Regions from separate parts of the Homo sapiens genome. Here region 1 is linked to region 2. A link is an interaction called in ENCODE POLR2A ChIA-PET data of the cell type or tissue named here. Cell type or tissue: Panc1. All regions are shown on one strand. Each heading gives the region's core, and the rest is flanking DNA. Links, peaks and the distances in the headings are about the cores only.

What was found. ChIA-PET counts read pairs that join two places held together with the same protein. Peaks named below come from ENCODE experiments on the same cell type or tissue, not always from the same donor. Only the 100,000 strongest peaks of a DNase experiment are listed, where the experiment ranks them.
Region 1: POLR2A ChIA-PET joins it to region 2 with 13 read pairs; 5 of 35 experiments call an interaction of 5 or more read pairs at or near these places.

Annotation. Positions count from the first base shown.
Region 1 is chr9:136,519,754-136,529,675 of GRCh38, forward strand. It overlaps NOTCH1 (notch receptor 1), which reads right to left. Exons shown (of 34, transcript NM_017617.5): 3 at 3,964-4,226; 4 at 3,097-3,435. It overlaps LOC124902310 (a long non-coding RNA gene), which reads left to right. Exons shown (of 3, transcript XR_007061865.1): 2 at 3,565-3,680; 3 at 5,345-5,824. Among named protein-coding and RNA genes, the nearest start is that of MIR4673, 5.1 kb to the left of the region's middle. RefSeq lists an enhancer at 6,558-7,429. In Panc1, for the core only: no CTCF peak of the experiment used is centred there; no DNase peak of the experiment used is centred there; H3K27ac peaks cover 330 bases.
Region 2 is chr9:136,655,189-136,665,110 of GRCh38, forward strand. It overlaps EGFL7 (EGF like domain multiple 7), which reads left to right and starts at 7,728. Exons shown (of 11, transcript NM_016215.5): 1 at 7,728-7,920; 2 at 8,220-8,435; 3 at 9,504-9,597. It overlaps LNCEGFL7OS (lncRNA EGFL7 opposite strand), which reads right to left and starts at 5,233. Exons shown (of 2, transcript NR_135132.1): 1 at 5,133-5,233. RefSeq lists an enhancer at 1-538. In Panc1, for the core only: no CTCF peak of the experiment used is centred there; no DNase peak of the experiment used is centred there.

The sequences.
Region 1 (9,922 bases), core at 541-8,540, 140 kb before region 2:
TTTGGACAGGACTGGCTAAACAGGGACTCAGGAACACAGGGTTCCAGAAGATTCTGTCACAAAAACCCTTGGGTCTCTTTTAAGAGGTTCCGGCAGCTCCTGCACCTGGGTGCCGCCTGCATGCTCAGAGCTCCCTACAATGTCTCCACAGGGGGGCCGCACACCCCATCTTCAGGGGCTGACACTGGGGCCTGGGCTCTGAGCAGCAGGGGGACATGGGGCCAGCAGGCTGCTGGCTGGGGCAGGGTGGGCCCCTCGCAGCCCCAGGGAAGCTGCAGAGATTCAGATGGCCCATCCTCCCTGGGGCAGAGCTCTGGTGCCCACCTCCTCCTCCCCCTCCTCCTCCACAGGCTGCCAGGGCCCCCTCCCCCGAGGTATGGCCCCACCCAGGCCTCCAAGGCAGCCAGTTAGCTATTAATCCACTCAACTCCCGCTGGTTCAATGATCAACCCAGAAAGGCGCGTTCGGCAACAGCCAAACCTGCAGCCGGTTACTAATTGCCGCCCTCCCGAGATGCCTTTGAACCCCCGTTGCCCTTGGAGCTCCCACCTGCTCGGCCCCTCCCTCTGAGACATTGCCCCACCGCCACCACCCCGTCCGTTCTGTCTGTCTGCTGGACCGGAGCAAAAGCAGGCAGCCAGAGACAACCAAAATCCAAAATGCAAATCAGCTTGGGGAGCACCCAAAACCAGACCCCAGCCCTGGCGCGGTGGCTCACGCCTGGAATCCCGGCACTTTGGGAGGCTGAAGTGGGTGGATCGCTTGCGCCCAGGAGTTCAAGACCAGCCTGGACAACATGGCGAAACCCCGTCTCTACAAAAAAAAATACAAGAAGTAGCAAAGCGTGGTGGCGCCGGCCTGTGGTCCCAAGCTACTTGAGGGGCTGAGGCAGAAGGATCGCTTTAGCCTGGGAGGTCAAGGCTGCAGTGAGCTGAGGGCACGTCACTGTACTCCAGCCTGAGTGACAGAGACCTGTCTCAAAAAAAAAAAAAAAATTCAGAGCCTGGAGCCTGAGTCCCGGTCCCACTCATGTGTGGGGCCCTGCACCCCGGCTCCGAGGCAGATGGGGCCCCTGGCTGGGCCTGCGACCCCAGGGCTGCCCTGCAAAGCACTGGCTGAGGCACACAGTGGGGGAGAGGGCGGGAAGCCAGCGAGAGCCCCGTGGACCCCAGCTGGACCCTCTGCGACGTAGCCTCGGCCAGCGACCCCACGAGGAGACAGTGCTGACGTGCCAGGCAGGCTGTGCGACCCCAAATCCCAGCCAGTTCCCGGGCCTGCAGAGCTCAGGGCCGCCCCCATCTCGGTTCCCCGTGACTCCACACACAGCTGTCTCCTGGGCTCCTGACCACCCAGAGGTGGCTGAGGGCCCTTCAGGGGGCCTGGGTGCAGGGGCCGCCGGGGACAGTCTGAAGCTGGGGTCTGGCAGGCCTGAGTCATTTGGGGAGGCCCCCGGATGGTCATCTCACCCTGAAACGGCCAGACTCCACAGCAGGCAGTGAGCACACCCCTCACCGGACGGGTGACCCAGCCCCCAGCACCCCAGCCTCTGAGATCTACCCACACTCAAGTGAGTGAACCCCACCAGCCCCTCCCCTTCCCTCCCTGCCCACTCCCCAGGGCCCTGAGCTGCCCCTGCACGGGCAGTGGCTCTGAGCCGGCCCAGCACCCCTGGCATCTCTGCCGCTGGGCCTCACCAGGAGGTCCTCACCCACCCTGCCCAAGGCGGGTGGGCATCAGCTCTGCACACAGGTGGCCTTGGACAAGGCCGCACACACCCCACCTGCCCTAGCCTGAACCACGGCCCCCCAAGAGCTTGGCCCCTCAATCCGTGTGACTGGAGGTAGGGTCCCGTGCTGCTAGGAAGGCATCTGAGCCCCCACCAGCAGAAGGGCTCTGCGCCCCACCCTGCAGAGATCCAAGCTGGCCAGGGAGTGTCTGTCCCCACCCCACGCTCGCCCAGTGACTTGCAGGAAACGCACACGTCTGGTGTCTGCACGCAGAGGTGGCTGGGCTCAGCTGACTGGGCAGCCAGGGAGCTTCCCCTTTGCAGGGGCCAGGCCAGCTTGGGGCTTCCAAGGGGGTGGGGCAGCCCTTGGGCCACCCGTGGGTCAGCCAGGACCCTGTGCACCCTCCAGCCCCACCCCTGCCTGAATGCCCTCTCCCCATTCCCACCTAACAGCCATTCTGTGCAGCTGAGATTGGAGGTTTTCTTTTTTCTCTTCACTTTTTTTTTTTTTTTTTTGAGACGGAGTCTCGCTCTGTCGCCCAGGCTGGAGTGCAGTGGCGGGATCTCGGCTCACTGCAACCTCCGCCTCCCGGGTTCAAGTGATTCTCCTCCCTCAGCCTCCTGAGTAGCTGGGACTACAGGCGCGTGCCACCATGCCTGGCTAATTTTTTGTATTTTTAGTAGAGACGGGGTTTCGCCGTGTTAGCCAGGATGGTCTCCATCTCCTGACCTTGTGATCTGCCCACCTCGGCCTCCCAAAGTGCTGGGAGTACAGGCGTGAGCCACCACGCGCGGCCGAGACTGGAGGTTTTCAAAACTCTTCCTTATTTTTAGAGCTGCTGCAAAATTTACTCAAACAAGAACTACAGCAGAGAGGCTCCTACGTACAACACGGGGATCGGGGAGCACTGGGGACACGGGCAGGCGGCTGCGCCTACCTGTCACCCACACCCGCAGGAGACCAGCAGGATGGCAGGAAGGGCCATGGCTTGGGAAGTGATGGTGCCCCCGCAGCTCCCACGCCCTCTCCGGCCCCAGCCCCACTGCAGGGGAAACCCTGGGGGTTGCGCAAGTCAGGGTGCCTGCACTGGGGGGAGGCAGGGCGTCCTACAGCTCGAATGTGAGTTCCGGGAAACTCCAGAGACACGGGCTGGCACCTGGACCCTGTGCAAGCCTCCTCCCAGCGCACACCCCGCTCCAGACGCGTCCCCCCGACACCACACGCAGTCTGGGGAACTCGCCATCCCGCCTTCCCAACTCCCCGCCATGGGCCCTCCCAGGGCTGCCCCTACACCAGGCGCCCCGTTCCCACCCCCTGGGCCTGGCAGCCGGGGAGGGGCTCGTGCACCCCGGCCAGCGGGCAGCACTACCTGGCAGGCAGGCACACTCGTGGGTGACGTCGCCCGTGGGGCGGCAGGTGCCCCCGTTCTGGCAGGGCGAGGGGCTGCAGGGCACGTAGGGCCGCTCGCAGTTGGGGCCAGTGTGGGTGGCGCGGCAGACGCAGCGGTAGGAGCCGACCTCGTTGTGGCAGGTGCCTCCGTGGCGGCAAAGCCCGGGCTTCTGGCCACACTCGTTGACATCCTGCCGGCAGGTGGGGCCATGGAAGCTGGGTGGGCAGTGGCAGATGTAGGAGGCCTCGAAGGGCAGGCACTGGCCACCGTTGGCGCAGGGGTTGGAGGCGCACGGGTCAGCCTGCTGGCACGATTTCCCTGGAGACAAGGGGACAAGAGGGTCGTGCTGGCCTCACTGCTCCCCGAGGCCGGGCCTTCCCTCCCTTCAGGCCACCTGGAGGTGCCAGCCTGGGCTCCACCTTAGGTGCTATCACATTTGATCCTCAGGACCTGCCGTGAGACCGGTCGCCTTTGGCAGATGAAGGACCACAGCTCCCAAGAGGCCTGAGCCTGGGCCGTCTCTTCCCAGAGCTGACACCTCCAGACACCCTTCACCCTAACAGGTGAGGGCCAGTGCACGGCAGGAGGAAGGGGGCAGGGGCGGCCTGGACACAGAGGCTCCCCTTGTCTCGCAGAAGCGGGGACAGCAAGAGTTGGGCCAGAGCAAGCAGCTGAAAACGAGGCGATTCCAGGTCTGGGAGGGGGGCAGGGACCCTGGGGCAGGGGCTCCCAATTACTTCCGGGTCAGAGACCCGGGCCTGGATCCCGCCAAGTACCTCAAGTTGCCTGGGCAGCTGGCGGCGGGCCTGGGTCTGCCCACCCCTCAGGCTGTGGGTCCTCCCTCACCTGACCAGCCGGGCGGGCAGCGGCACTTGTACTCCGTCAGCGTGAGCAGGTCGCAGGTGCCCCCGTTGCGGCAGGGGTTGGTGAGGCAGGCATTGTCCAGGGGTGTCAGGCAGAGGGGCCCAGAGAAGCCCAGGGCACAGCTGCAGGCATAGTCTGCCACGCCTCTGCGGTCCACCACGTGGCATGTCCCGGCGTTCTTGCAGGGGGTGCTGAGGCACGGGTTGGGGTCCTGGCATCGCGGGCCCACGAAGGCCCCGCCACAGCTGTTGGCAGATGTGCCAGGGCAGTTAGTTCCCACCTGCTTCCCCAGCGCCCCCGCCACTCAGCACCGGGAACCTGTCATGGGCACAGCCGCCTCCCCCCACACCCCGGGCACGGGCACAACGGCTGCTTAGCGGGGTTCCCTTAGGGCTGATAAAATGTTCTGGAACCAGACACATGCCGCGATTGCACAACTTTGGGAATGTACTGAATGCCACTGAATGAGGCTGAAGCAGGAGAATCACTTGAACCCAGGAGGCAGAGGTTGCAGTGAGCCGAGATCACGCCACTGCACTCCAGCCTGGGTGACAGAGCAAGACTCAAAAAAAGAAAGAAAGAAGAAGACAAATGACTGCTAACTTGGGGAACAAGCTAGAGACTAGGATGTTCCAGCAGAACCCAGCTTGGACTCCACAGCCCGGGCAGGGGTCTGGGTCTACACCCGCGGAGAGCCATGGAGAGGAGCCGGGTGCATTAGCTCCGTAGAGCCTCCGGGTCTGCAGGCCTATCTGCTTTTCTTCCCAGCTTTGCTAAAGCGAACAGGCATTGCTTGGGCAGTAACAAAGGCCGTGGTTTTTCCAACCTTCAGGTGTCAACATGATGGCAGCCACGGAAAGTGTGGATCAGCCCCTTCCTACGTGGAAGCCTTTCTTTTTCTTTTCTTTTTTTTTTTTTTTTTTTTTTGAGTCTTGCTCTGTTGCCCAGGCTGGAGTGCAGGGGCGCGATCTAGGCTCACTGCAACCTCTGCCTCCCAGGTTCAAGCGATTCTCCTGCCTCAGCCTCCCGAGTAGCTGGGACTACAGGCACCTGACACCATGCCCAGCTAATTTTTGTATTTTTAGTAGAGACAGGGTTTCACCATGTTGGCCAGGCTGGTCTTGATCTCTTGACCTCGTGATCTGCCCGCCTCGGCCTCCCAAAGTGCTGGGATTACAGGCGTAAGCCACCGCGCCCGGCCAGGAAGCCTTTCTGATGGGACACCTCAGGCTGAGACTGCAATGGGGATGGGACATCTCATGTCAAGATCGCACTGGGGATGAAGGCTGGCCCGTTCCCTGCCCACGCTCAGCCCCCAGACACGTTTCCCTTTCGGCATTGAGTCTTCATAACTCACATCCAGGCACATCAGCCAGGAGCAGAAGCACCCACATTACAGCCGGGGAAACCAAGGTGCCAGGAGGAGGTCCCTCTGCCAGGTCTCTGCAACCCCGTCAAGGTGGGTGAAAGGCTGCCCCTCACCCCGGACACACAGTCTGGGCTCAGAGAGAACAAGGGGAGCCAGGGGAGGGGTCCTGCATCTCCACCCAGGCCTGGTCTCACCTGTTCCCTGCGGCAACAGGCGCAGAGCCTGCCCCCCCCAGCCACCTGCTGTGGTCATAAATCTCCGGCCCCAGTCACCTCCTGGCCTTGCGCTCCGGGAAAAGGTCTGGGACCCGCCGGGCGCCGCTCTTCCCAGTGGTGAAGCCTCTGAAGCAGAACATGCCACCAGCCTCAGCGGCCCCAGCGGCCCGGGAAGGCAGCAGCCTCACGGCTCAGGCCCTGGGTGGGCATGGCCTCCTCCAGATGGGATGTACAGAGGGAACCGTCCCGCCTTCCGGAGCCCACCTGGGTGCGGGGCTGCGGCGGCCGCCTGCCCCAGGACCGGCCCTGAAGCTGCCGGCTTCCCACAGGACCCCCACCGGCCCCCCAAGTCCTCGCCTCCTCTCCCGCTTATTCCCACCCCAGTGTCTCCAATCAAACCTGTGCTATGTGTGGCAGTGGCCTGGGGGGGCCTTACCCCGAGGGGCTTGTGGAGGCTGGGGGTGGGGGTTCCTGTGCGTTTCTCAGCAGCCAGCCACGCCCCTGTCCCAAAGGCCCGGGAGGCATCTGTCTTCCCCGAAGGCTTTTACCCGTGACCACGGCTTGGGTAGAGAGAACGCAAAAGGGCCACTCTGGCCGACCATCTGTTGCCAGAAGCCAAAAGTCCCAAACCAACTGGCTTAAAGAAAACACATGTCACCCCTTCCAAAGGGGCTCTGGGGAATTCACTCAGGCCTTGCTACGGCTCCTGCCAGCCCAGTGAGCGACGGGCACAGCCCCGGAATGAGGCTCCCCCTCCTCCATCCCATGTGGCCGGTCACTCCGGGGCTGCAGCGACAGACCTGCCTCTGCGGGCACCTGTTGGGAGGGCAGACGTGGTTCCCACTGCATGCAGATCCAGTTACAGGCTGGCCGGTCCCCGAGGTGGAGCGGCCGCTGGGAACCCGTGGAGTGCACAGGCTGGGCTGGGCTGGGCTGTGGCCACAGGAGGGGCGCCCTCCCTCCACATAAATGCCCCATTGTCAGGCGGGAGTTGGCCACAGCTCCCGCTTGGAGAAAAGGCCCTTTTTGCTTTCCCAGCCGCTGAAGTCGGCAGGGGGTGGGTACAGGACAGAGGGCGCTCGGTCATCAAAGCCGGGGCTGGAGGCTCCTCAGCCTGGCCCATGCAAGCTGGTCCCCTGCCTCCCGGCCCCTCGAGGCTCCAAGGAGCGGGAAAAGCTCACCTGCTGGGCAAGACGGGGAGGAGGGGCAGGGGAGGCCCATCCCACAGCTTTAGGGGACCCCAGAGGGGAGACGCTGGAGGTCCGAGCCCCTAGAGCAGTCTCCCACCAAGTGCCCTGAGGTCACAGGACATTGGCTGTCCCTGAATGGACCACGACACTCTGCCCGGACACCGGGCCCCACTCCCCACCCTGAGCGCGGACCCCAACGTGGAGGACTGTGGGAGAATCTGCCCAACCGGACGCATCCCAGTTAACGAGGCTGTATCACGCCGGGCCAGCAAGAGGAAAACACGCCCCATAAATCAGGCGTCGGTGCTCGGACAAAGGGCGGCTGGGAGCAGGTGTCAGACGTGGCGGCAGCTGCTCCCAGCGGGTGGGGCAGGAGCCCCAGCCGGAGGCCTGAGGAGGCTCCCGTGGGGGAATGCAGGCTGAGAGGGCCCATTGTCCGCCCCCACTCCCAGCCTGGGCATCGGACACCACAGGGAAGGCCCCTGCCACGGCCCCACAGCCACGGCTTGGAGGTTCCGTGAGACGCGCTAGCTGGGGGGAACCGGGCCGAGCCTGGAGAAAGTTTTGAGCCAGGTGTGGGGGTCTGTGTGTGGGGGGCAGCTTTGGGCCCAGTCTCCCGCTGCTGCTGTGGGCAGCCTCCAGCCTGTGCCCGCCCCAGTCTGTACCTCTCTCCCACATGGCCACAGAGCTGGAGCACCCTACAGACGGCGAACACCTGCCCTCCGCACAGCACCCAGACGTCCCTGAGAAGGTGGGAGGGACCTCAGGCCTGCAGCATGGCCATGGCCAGGACCACCAGCCTGTGAGCAAATCCTTCACAGCTTTGGCGCTGGCCACACCCCCGGTACCCGGGCCACTCTGTCTTCAATGCTGTCCCGGCGGCCAGGTGGGTGTGGGCCGCGAGGTGGGCGCCAGGGCTTGGCCGAGTGAGGTGGCACCCAACAGCTGCCGCGCCCACGGGGATCCTCAGGGCTTCCATGAGTGACCCGCACCCCACCTTCCACCGTCCCCGCATCTCCTCCTATCAGGGGCGGTGGGGAGACCCCTCTGGGGCTAAAAAGTGAGGCTTGAGATAGGGAACGCCAGTCTCCCCCGACTGGACGAGAGAGCTGCCCTGTCCACCAAGCCACCCAGCTCTCGGGCTCCCACGGAGGAGACCCAACCCACGCCAGGTGTGCCCCCGTGGACTCCCCTTCCGTGCGTCCCTCTTAGGGTCACCCGGCACCTGCCTGTCCCATCCCCCACGCTCAGTGGCCTGGCGGCGCTGGGGTAACCTGTCCTATCTGGGCCCCCCGCAGGTGAGCGGCGGGCGGGGACTCCAGGAGGGCTGCGGGGGGAGGGTGCCAAGTGGCCCCGGCGCCTGCTGTGCCGCTCCCGCCACCTCTACCGCCACCACTTTGTTCCCGCCTCAGTATTTCCACTGTGCCACTCCCACCCTCCCTGCCAGGGCCGCTCCATGGAAATGCGACTCCAGAAAGCAGCAGGAGGCAGATGCTGCCGAGACCTTTCACCCAGGACGAATTCTAAATTGTGCTGTTTTCCTTTCTAAGCTAAGCGGCCATCTGCCACCCCCAGGGGACAGAAGACAGTTCCCTCCGCCCCAAAATGAGAAGGAGGGGTGAGAGGGACTCAGTGCGGGTAGGACTCACTCACTTCCTGCCCTCAAGGAGTTTATGGTCATGCAGGGCCAGGGATGGGGGCACAGGCAGAGGCCGAGCAGAGGGGTGGGGGTGTGGGGTCAGCTGGACCCAACCCAGCTGGGGTGTCAGTGATGTGGCTGGCTCTGCACCCGCCACAGGAACCAGAGACCCTGGGTGGGAGAGGTGCTTCCCATGGCTCCACCAGGTGACAGCACCTCCCAAGGCAAGGATGGGCAGGGACAGTGGGGGGGGATGGGCAGGGACAGTGCGGGGGGGATGGGCAGGGACGGTGAGGGGGGGATGGGCAGGGACAGTGTTGGGGATGAGCAGGGACAGTGCGGGGAATGGGCAGGGACAGTGAGGGGGATGGGCAGGGACAGTGGAGGGACGGGCAGGGACAGTTGGTGGGACGGGCAGGGACAGTGCGGGGGCCTCTCCGGTGCACAGGAGCTGCACTTCCCAGAGGGGAAGGAACGGCCCTGCACACCCCGGCTCCCTGGGAAGGGAAGGGGAGGAGCTGCCCGGCTGAAATCAGCATCTTAACACATCCCACCTGCTCCCCAGCAGAGCCACAGGTCCAGCCCCACCTGCCCTCCTTGGGCCTCACTGCCAATCCCGGCCCACTGTCCTGCCACAGAAGCCCAAGGGTCCCCTGGCAGCAGTGTGGTCCCTCACAGGGCAATAAATGGGGGTCTTCTCCCCAGACACCCCCAACAGCTGCTGCTCCCAGGGAGCCCGTGGCCACGTCCTGCAGGAGCCAATCGCTAGGCGGCCAGCCTGAGGGTGCCCCTGCCCCTGGGACCCCTCCCTCACCAGCAGGACCTGCCCCCAGCCTCAAGGGGCTTTCTGCCCAGAGGGGAGTCTAGGGCTCCCACTCTGCCTGCTCCTGTGATGGCAGGGGCACCCCCACGCCCTCCCCAGACCCAGATCCTGCCGTGCTCTGCTAAGACCCAGCAAGGCTGACCACCTTCTACCTACGCCACTGACAGTGGGCCCCACCAGGTGACCTGGGCCACACAGACAGGCCCACCCATCGGCCTGCCCAAGCAAATGGGGCCATATGTGGACTGGCTGGGGGGACACTGTGACCCCCTACTGGAGACGGGGAGACAAGGCCAGACCTGGGTGGGGATGCTTCCCAAGGCAGGCTTCCATGAGGCCAACGAGCCCAGCTCTAGCCCGGACCAAGGCTTCTGGGGCAGGGGGAGTCCTGGGACCTCAGCCCCTCCCTTGGGTAGAGGCTAGACCAAGTTTCCCCAATCCCAGTGGGCACCACCCACCTTCCAGGAGGCACCGGCTGCTAAGAAATGAGCTGGGCAGGGGGCTCGGGGTCCCACCTCGGGTCCTCTCCCACTGGAACGGCCAAGCAGCCCAGCCCTGGGGGATGGAGGAGGCTTGGGAAGATGCTGGAACCTCGTTGCTCACAGCCCCTTCCCTGGCCTCCCCAAATCCCCCAGAACAAAGAGCTATAGCAAGGAAGGCCCCGGGCTCCTCAAACCTGCCAGGACCCTGTGTCCCAACCCCTGT
Region 2 (9,922 bases), core at 1,348-9,347:
TGGCCAGTGGCAGCAGCAAGGATATAGGCATGGGGGTGTCCTGCCTGATGCAGAGTCATGGCCAGGGCCTGGGGAGGGACCTGCCCCGTGTCCCCTCCCTGCCTGGGGAAGGGCCCGGACCACCTTCACACAGTCACCCTAGGGCACTAGTGGGGAGTGAAGGAGCCGCCCCCCAGAGCAGGACAGGGAGCTGGTGTGGAGACATGCAGGACAGGGCGCTAGGATGCAGGGGTGCAGGGTGCTGGTGTGGAGAGATGCAGGACAGGGTGCTGGGGTGGAGACTGCAAGGTGCTAAGGTGGGGACGCACACCTGGCAGGGCTGGAGGGAGCACGGGCTGGTGGCAGCCTTGCCTCTCAGGCTGCTCCGGGCCAGGGTGACTTGGGAAAGCCAGGCTCGAGAGGTGAGGCGTTGCCTGGGGTCACACGGCTGGCAGGAATGGCCAGGGCTGGCTGCAGGGGCCCGCACTGCCCTCCCGCCTCCACCAGAACCCGCTATGTTTATTCAGGGACGTGAGGGGGTGCCCAGGTCCAGCAGGTGTTAAGCCGAGCAAAGCCTGCAGCCCCAACGAGACAGCCACGGGAGCTCGGCACCCTCAGTCCCCCAGACAGGGCTCTTCCCCTCTTTGGGCCTCAGTTTACCCATAGGTGAAAGGAGGGCACAGTTAGATGGTCCCTAAGGCCCCAGGGACCCAGGCCAGCCTTGCCCTCCCCCCAGCCCCAGCAGTAGGGCATCTGAGCCTTTCATCAGGAAAAGGAGACTAAATTTATGCCTCAGGCCCCCTCTGCGCTTGGCGGGGCAGAGGTCAGGCTTCCGGCAGCCCCCACCCCTTGACGCAGTTCCCCTTCCCCTCTGGGGGGCTCTGGGGGGGCTCTATTGTTCTCGAGGGCTGGTTCCCAATCTCCCCGAACACTCACTTCCTGTTTCCTGGCTGAGAGGAAACAGAGATTCCTGACCAGGCAGATGCCTTTTTTTCCCTTTCTCTCTTTACATTTTTTAAGGGTATTAAATAATAGTGATAATATGACGGCAGCCTTGGTGCTGAGGAGTGTGGACTCGGGGACTGGAGGAAGCCCAGGGCCACCTGCATGGGGCTCTGTTGACCCTCCTTCGAGAATCTGCTGGAAGCTATGGACCCCTCCTCCCTCCCCACCAGGGAAGGGCCCAGGCATAAACTGTGTGCACTGTGACTGGGAACAGGGAGACCCCGGCACCCTCCCCAGGACTCCCAAGACCCTCCACGCCCTGATCTGACACGTGGGGAAACTGAGGCAGACAAGCTTTCAGGGCACCTATGGTCCCTGACCCTACCGGAGCTCTATGACAACCCCGCAAGAGAGACAGGGATGAAGCCTCCAGGGAGGGACCCTCACACCCTTCCCAGAAGCCCACAGACCCCAGACACACGGGCATCCCCAGGGGAGGGGCCCCCCACCACTGTGCCTTGCGGAGACTGGGGTCCCTGTGGCTCTGGGTTCCAGTCCAGCCCTGCCGGGGAAGGCCCTGGGAGCTTGAGCAGCCACTCCCATGGGGCCTCAGTTTCCTCATCTGTAGATGGGGTCAGATCATTGCCTCCACTTCGCAGGGCCAGGGCAACGGCCCCAGGAGGAGACACCCGAACGCAGCACCTGCTCACAGGCGTACACCGTCTCTCCCGCTATTTTCTCCCCTAAAAGCTTGGAGCGCCTGGTCCCCAGCTCTCCCCACACGGGCAGGCGGGGAGAGGACAGGGCGGCCCCCAGATCTCCCCAGGCGGGCAGGTGGGGAGAGGACAGGGCGGCTCCAGCTGGGGGCCGGGCTGCTGAACTGCCGCCACCTCAACTGGCTGCCCCACAGGCCCTGAGCTCTCGGGAACTTCTCCTTCCGTCGCGGGAGATGAAGTGCTTTTTCCTCTTGACGTTAACGGCTGCCCCATCTGTCGGGCCTGGGCAAATCACAGCCCACCGAGTGGGACTTCTGTGCCATGTACTGGCGCCAGGCGTGAGGGCAGCCTCAGGGGGCCGGCAAGTCCCCCTTCCTCAGCCCCATGGGAACCTCAGCAGGGGTGGGAAGCAGTCTCCAGGGCCTGCAGGAGCGGGATCCCAGAAGCTGGACACTGGGACCAGCCCCGTTCGTGGCGCTGAGGACCCCGAAGGGACACGCGAGGCCCTGGCAGCTGCATTGGGTGGGGACTCTGAACTCACTCGAGGGTCACATGACCCTCCTTCAAGAATCTGCTGGAAGCTACGGACCCCTCCTTCCTCCCTCCTGGGAAGGACCCAGGCACAAACTGTCTGCCCCATGACTGGGAACTGGAGACCCCGGGACCCTCCCCAGGGCTCCGAAGACCCTCCATGCCCTGGTCTGACACGAGGGGAAACTGAGGCAGAGAAGCCTTCAGGGCACCCATGGTCCCTGACTCTACTGGAGCTCTATGACAACCCCGCAAGAGAGACAGGGATGAAGCCTCCAGGGAGGGACCCCCCACACCCTTCCCAGAAGCCCACAGACCCCAGAAGCACAGGCATCCCCAGGGGAGGGGTGCCCCACACACTAGGGGCTCCATCTGGGGCTCACGCTGCTCCACAAGGCTTTCTCAAGTCAGACCACCAGTGCCCACCTCGTGAGCTGCCAGGCAGCACCCAGTGTCCATCTGGGGACCCCTCTCCCAGGCTCACTCCACAGTGGAGGCCTCTTCTCTCTCCTCCCCTCCAGACTCCCTGGGTGCTGCTGGGGACATCCACGGAGCCTGCAGCACACAGCCCCCTGAGCCCACACTGCGCTCTCACCCCAGCCAGGTGTCTCCCCTGTGAAGCAAGTCTCTCCCTAGGGACGGATTCTGCCGTTTAAAAAATAAGATTTTCTTCACCTTCCTACATGAACAAAAATAACAATACAGCAATACCACTGCAAAATCATCAGAATGGCTAAAATGAAAAAGACAGACAACAGCAAGTGCTGACAAGGGTGTGGGGCGGCCAAATGCTCCTGCACTGCTGGCAGGGGACCTGAGAACTGCAGGGCATTCCCTGGCTTCCTGCCCCTCCTGGGACTGGGGACCCCCCAGGGACAGCCTAAGGGAACTGCATTTATCTTCACGTCTGCCAAAAGATAACACGAAGATGTTCAAAGCTAAGCCCCCAGGCTGGTAAGAGCTCCAAGGCACCAGCAGTGTGTGCAGAACTGGGGGGAGTCTGTTCTCCCAGGGATGCTCCCATCACCTGCTGCCAGCAGTGGGGCATGCCGGTCCCCTGGGGTGTGGCCAAGGGGCTGTGTCTCCTGCCCGGGCTGCCGGCCCCTCTCAGGTTCACTTTCCCATCTCTAAGCCCACGTCTCGCTGCAGTTCAAGTTTGCCAGGCCACCAACGGGTGACACGCCCGGCGCAGTGGGGGACTCCGCACTTTCTGCGCACCTGCTCCAAGTCACCTCTTCCAGGTCCGGGTCCCTGCCCTGTGGAGCGCGCACCCGGGCAGGGGCATGGAGCACCGGCAGGACTGGACTTTGTGCTGAGTGTGGTGGCGCCTTAGGAGGAGGTCACACAACCCGATGTGTCCCTCCGCGAAACTCCCTGAGCACTGGGTGTGAAGGGCAGCGGCGCCCAGCAAGGCCGAGGAGGGGCGACTGTTATCCAGGCAGGAAGCGGGGTGGACCGGACCAGGGTAGGGGCAATGTCAGGAGAAGGGGACACTCAGATGCAAAGCCGGTGGGGACCTGCCAAGAAGCCAGCCCACAAGGCCATGGACTCCTCCACGCCATCAGCTGGAGCAGTGGGCAGCCCCAGGAAGGGAGACGGGAGCGGCCAGGGGAAGGGCGAGGGGTCCCCCGGGCGACCCCCGAGGCTCAGGCGCCCGGACTCCAGTCCTGGGCCTCCGTTTTCCACCCTTGAACAAGCGGCTTCCACCTGTGAGCCAGCTGCCTCCTCTGAAAATGGAAGCCCCTCAACTCAGAGGGTGTCGCTCTGGGACGTGGGTCAGGGGCCGGAGCAGGCAGGGAGAGGTGAGAGGAAAGGCTGGGGACCCTCACTTCTCCCTGCCCAAACCCTCGCTCGGGAGCAGACGGCTCCTCTGCCCGCAGGCACCCCTGCCTGGCAGCTCCCTCCAGCCCCCGTCGGGTCCGGGACGTCCTCTGATGGGAAGGTTCCACCACATCCGTGGCTGACAGAGCCAGCCCGTCCGAGGCCGGGGGGCGCTCGGGGTAAACAGGAAGCCCCATCCCTCCCGCACTCTGCTTCACTCCCTCCTCCTGCACCTCCTGCAGCCCGGCTCCCGCGGCCGCGCCTGGTGCCCCTCTGTCTCGCGCCACCTGAGATGCCCAGGCTGGCCTCTGCCAGGGGCTTAGTCTGCCCTCTCCTGGGGCTTCAGAGGCCAAAAGCACCCTGGTGAGGGGTCCGGGAGGCCCGGGAGGGCCCGGGGGGCTCTGCCAGGCCCCTCCACGCCTCTCTGCCCAGCCAGCACGCTCTGGGAAGGTAAGGCAGCCCTTCCCCTTATAACTAACCTCAGAACATTCCCAGGTGGCTGGAAGGCCACTGGACAACATGGCCCTGCTGACAAGAGAGACAATGGGGAAACTGAGGCCTGTGTGGGGCACAAAGCTGGGACCAGAGCTCCAGCTTCCTGCCCCTGCCGGGCCTCCACCTCTGACACCACCCCAGGCAGGGTGAAGCCCTGGGCTCCAGACCTTCCAGTGCCCAGATGAGGACAGGCGCAGGCCTTGGGGTGGCCACACTCTCCCACCAGGTCTCCCCCTCTGTGCTGGGCCCCTGAGGTGAGGGGAGGAGGCCAGGCGTGGGGCCCGGCCTGGCTTCTGTGGGGCTGGAGCCTGGGCAGGAGGCACTGCTGACTCCCAAAATGATTCCCTGCTGAAGGTCTGTGCCATGATCCCAAACACACACCACCAGAGCGGCCAGGGCAGGGAAGGGGGCACCTCCAAGGACCGGAGGGTGAGGGAGGGGCCCGCCTGCCCCTTGCTGAGCCCCTGGGCCTTGGGCACAGAGTGTGCTCCACCCATACCAGAACCCGGGGGCAGCCCCAACCCCCTGGACCCCCAGTACCCTCTGGCGTCCAAGAACCCATGTCTGTCCCCTGCCAACCCCCCGCCCCTCCTGTCCCCGCTGGGCCCCCGACATTAGGGCAAGGCCGCAGCCCACCTCCTGTACCTGCCTCTGAGGCTCCAGGAGCCCAAGAGAGTGGAGTGCCCCTCCTGTGGTGGCTCCAGGCTATGGGATAGGGCAAAGCTGGCACTCTGGGCCTGAGCCCAGGCCTCCTTCCCTTGGGGAGGGTCTAGTCTTGGCCTGGGGAGGGGCTGGGGGCAGGGCAGAGCTTATCAGGAGGGGGTTGCAGTGAAGAACAAGTTGGCAGCAGGCGGTGCCCAGCCCCCCAGGCTGTCACCCAGGAGTCCAGTGCCAGGAGGACAGCCTGGGGAGGACGCAGACTCTGCCCTCGCCCCTTGCCTGTAAGCACAGCAGTCAGTTCACCGGGAAGGCCCCCAGCGGGCCAAGCCTTAGCAACTCGTGCACTCGGCTACTTAGCTATTCCTGCCCCGAGCTGTCCCCTGGCCGGATAGGTCTGATGACAGGGGCTGCTCCAGGTTGGGACATAGGACAAGCTGGGGTGGGGGACATGGGGCTCCCCAAGAAGAGGAAGGAAGGGTGAGGCAGCCTCCTGTGCCGAGCATCCCAGCCCTGTCCGGCCTCCAGGCTCACCTGGGCCGGTCACTTCTCCCTCTGGGCCTCAGTTTCCCCCTCTGTACACAGAAAGGGCTGGATCTAGCCCACCCCATGCTTGTGGGTCCTTCCACCAGGAGGCCAGGGCAGATCCAGGGGCATGCAGGTGGGGGAGGAGGGGGCAGGCCGCAGGGATGCAGGCAGAGGGCAAGAGGGCACCTCCTGGGATGGGGGCACAAGCCTACTGGGCCCCTATACGGTGGAGTAGCTAAGTAGCCGAGTGCACGAGTTGCTAAGGCTTGGCCCGCTGGGGGCCTTCCCGGTGAACTGACTGCTGTGCTTACAGCCAGGGGCGAGGGCAGAGTCTGGGTCCTCCCCAGGCTGTCCTCCTGGCACTGGACTCCTGGGTGACAGCCTGGGGGACTGGGCCCGGCCTGCTGCCAACTTGTTCTTCACTGCAACCCCCTCCTGACAGCTGGAGGGACAGGCTGGCCAGGGCAGGATGAGCCCCTGGGTGGGAGAGCCAGGGGGCCGAGGGAGGCACAGGGCGGCTGAGGGTGCAGCCAGTAGGGTAAGGGCCAGATCCCAGGGTGGCCTAGTGTGGAGGAGGTGGGGAAATGGGGTTCTGCCTATCTGCTCCAACCTCAGGGCAGGGGCCACCTCTGGAAAGAGGCCCCTCCCGCTCAGACCAGCGGTGCCTGGGTGCCAGGAGCGCCCCCTTAAACCAGCTCAGTGACCATGAAGCAGGTGCAGAAACAGGCCCGGAGAAGAGTGAGGTCCTGCCTGGCTGAGGCCCTGAGCCCTGACCACAGCCTGGCGCCCAGAGCAGACCCTTCCCCTGGCCGTGGGTAGAGGGGAGCTGGTTCCTGCTTGAGGGGGAGGCGCATCGCGTGTGGGTGAGGTTTCCACCTGCCCTCCAAAGTCCCGTGGGGAATTTCCCCAGCTGCCCCAGCCTCCCTTGGCTCAAGTTGCCCAGCTGAGTGGGGCTGGAGAGGTGGGGGCACACTGACCGCCCAGGGCCAGGGAAATGGGGGTGTCCCAGGCATCAGGCCGACAGGGGCTGACCCCAAAGCAGGGCTCACACCCCACGGACAGCGGGGTTGGGAGAGGCCCTGCTCTCCTGGGGTTCCAGGCGTGCCCTCCAAAGCCACCCAGCTCCCTTCGGCACCGTGTCCCCTCCCACCCAGCCCACCTTTGCCACAGTGGCTCGCTCGGCCTGAGGCTCCCACTGCCGTGTGAACAGGGAAGATGAGGGTCAGACCTGGAGGCTGGGACGCCGGGAATCTGACAGAGCACCCCCTGTGATCACCCACAGTGTCCCGCATCCCTCCCCACACCCCCGGCCGCAGCCTGCTGCCAGCCCAGAGCACCCCTGTGAAGTGGGGCTGAGGGCATTGGGCCTGCTTGCCCATCTCCAGGGCAGGGGCTCACAGCCTCACTGGCAGCTCTTTTAGGGGAGAGAGCTTGGACTCCATGCTTGTCCCCTCCCGTCACCCCCTCACCATGGGCCTCAGGGACCCACGGAACAGGCTGTTCTCGGACCGCTCAGCCTGTCTTGCCACCCCAGTCCCTTCCTGCCGGGCCTCGCCACTCGCCATCCCTCACTGGTCAAGGCTCCTGTGTGGCTGGTCCCTGCCTTGGCCTGGGGCCCCTCCAAGCTCCCGTGCTGTGTCACACACATCTGGGGGTGTCCTGGGGGAGGGCCCAGCATCCTTGGCCCAAAGATGCAGCAGCTCCCTTCTGTCCAGCCACACGTGAGCATGGCCTGTGAACCCACGGTCCTGGGAGGGCCCTGGGCTTGCGTCCTCCACCCCACACTCTCCCCAGGGTCTCCAGCAGGGTCCAGCCCTGGTTTCTGGCTGTTTTGGGGCTAGACTCTGATGGCCCAGGGGACGGCTTCCCCACCCCTGGGCAGTTTGTCCAGGCCCCCTCACACGGTGGCCCCCACCCCCCTCAGCCTCCTGTTTGTCCGACGACACGTCCCCGTTATCAGCGGAGAACACACACAGGAAGTCCGGCTGGGAAGGGCCCATCCCAATCCCGATTACCCAGGACGGAGCATAAAAAGCCGCCCTTCCTCGCCCGGGGGGAGCCTCCCTGCACCAAGCTGGCCCTGCACGGCTGCAAGGGAGGCTCCTGTGGACAGGCCAGGCAGGTGGGCCTCAGGAGGTGCCTCCAGGCGGCCAGTGGGCCTGAGGCCCCAGCAAGGGCTAGGGTCCATCTCCAGTCCCAGGACACAGCAGCGGCCACCATGGCCACGCCTGGGCTCCAGCAGCATCAGGTATGGCAGGGGTGGCCTCGGAGGGGCAGGGAGCGGACAGGGCGGGCCCCCCATTCCCCTCACTCCCGCTGACCGTGGCGCCTGCTGGCTGCTCCGCAATCTGCTCCCCAGCGAGGTCACAGGGGAGGGGTCCCAGTCTCCTCCCCTTCTGCACAGAGGAGGCCACTGAGGCCCCTTGGCCAAACGCCTGCTAGTGGGTGGCCCAGCGTAGATCCCAATCCAGTCTGCTGACTCCAACACTTCACCCCCAGTCGCCCTTCCCCTGAACCCCACCCTCTGGCCTTTCTCTCCCTCCGCAGAGCAGCCCCTGTGGTTGGCAGCAAAGTTCAGCTTGGCTGGGCCCGCTGTGAGGGGCTTCGCGCTACGCCCTGCGGTGTCCCGAGGGCTGAGGTCTCCTCATCTTCTCCCTAGCAGTGGATGAGCAACCCAACGGGGGCCCGGGGAGGGGAACTGGCCCCGAGGGAGAGGAACCCCAAAGCCACATCTGTAGCCAGGATGAGCAGTGTGAATCCAGGGTGCGGGACGTGGGGCTCGGGCTTAGGGATGACTTGCTGGGTGCGGTGGGCAAATGGGTGACTCTGTGGGCCCCCCTTGGACCCTGGAGACGCCCTTGTTCTCCCTCTCCCCAGCCTCATGCAGAGTGGCTGAAGCCCCATCCCAAAGCCCCCAAAACCACAGTGGGTCCTAGAAGGCCCCACTTTTTGTCTCATACGTCCACACCAAGAAGCCTGTCTGAGAACCCCCACTTTCCAAATGGTGCCTAGCCAGGATGGGGGCAGCGAGGGCTGAGTCGGGGCAGCCCTGGAGCTGCCCTTTCTGCTCCATCGCCTCTTCCAGACTCAGGCAGGAGAGGTGGGGAGGCAGGTCAAAGGGTTAAGTGACCGCAGATCCAGAGATGAGGCCAGGGGCAGGGGACAGGGAGGGTGGCGGTGGCTCTCCCACCCAGAGGCCCCCTAGGCCCCACTCTGAACACTTCACTGCTGGGGGCTAGGTAAGAGCTGCCCTGCGTGGGCTCAGGGCGCCAGGAGGCCTAGGACTCCCCAGTCAGATGAGGAACGCCCCCTGACAGCAGCTGCTCTGGTCGTCCCTTGGACCACGTGCCAGGGGCTTCCAGGGCCCCTGGTCCAGAGCAGTGGCCACTGGATTGCAGGGTGGGGCGGCCTCATTTTGGGGACTCCTCTCCAGGGACCTGGGCCCCTCCCTTCCTCCAGCTCCCATGCACCAAGGTAGGACCAAGCTGGTGGCCCTCTCGGACCCATCTGCAGGCCCCTTGCCCAGCACCCTGGGTTACATGGAGAGACCTCCAGCTCCACTCACAGCAGCCTCCCATCCCCATGCCAGGGAGTCCAGGGCTGGAGGCAATAACCCCATTTTACTGAGGCCAGGGGCTGCGGATCCGAGAGGACAATCAGCTCAGGACAGGATGGGGTCGGGGTAGGTGCAGGACAGGGGCCTGTAGGCCTAGTGCAGGCGGAGGTCCCACAGCAGCACCGAAAGCTGGTCCCGGGCCCCTTCCCAGCCCCCAGACATCAGGGTGACCAGGACTGTGCATAGGCACTAACCCACAACTCCTCTCCAACCAGCAGCCCCCAGGACCGGGGAGGCACAGGTGGCCCCCACCACCCGGAGGAGCAGCTCCTGCCCCTGTCCGGGGGATGACTGATTCTCCTCCGCCAGGTGAGTCCCAGCAAACCCCTTGCTCCGAGGGAACACTTCTCACACCGGCGCCCACGCGGGTTATGACACAGGGCGCTGGCTCCGGCTGGGGTCTGAGGGGCTGCTGAATTGGGCTGGCCCGAGCCCCACGTGCCGCGCCCGCAGTAACAGCTGTAACAATTGTTGTGTGGCCACGACCTCACCGTCACTAGATCCCAGGGCTGTTTAGCCCCATCTTATAAATTTGGAAATGGAGGCCTGGAGAAGAGAGGTGACCAGCCCAGGGACCTCTGGTGTGAGGAGACTCTCTGGGGGCCTGTGGATTCGCTGGGAGGAGTGTTCTGCG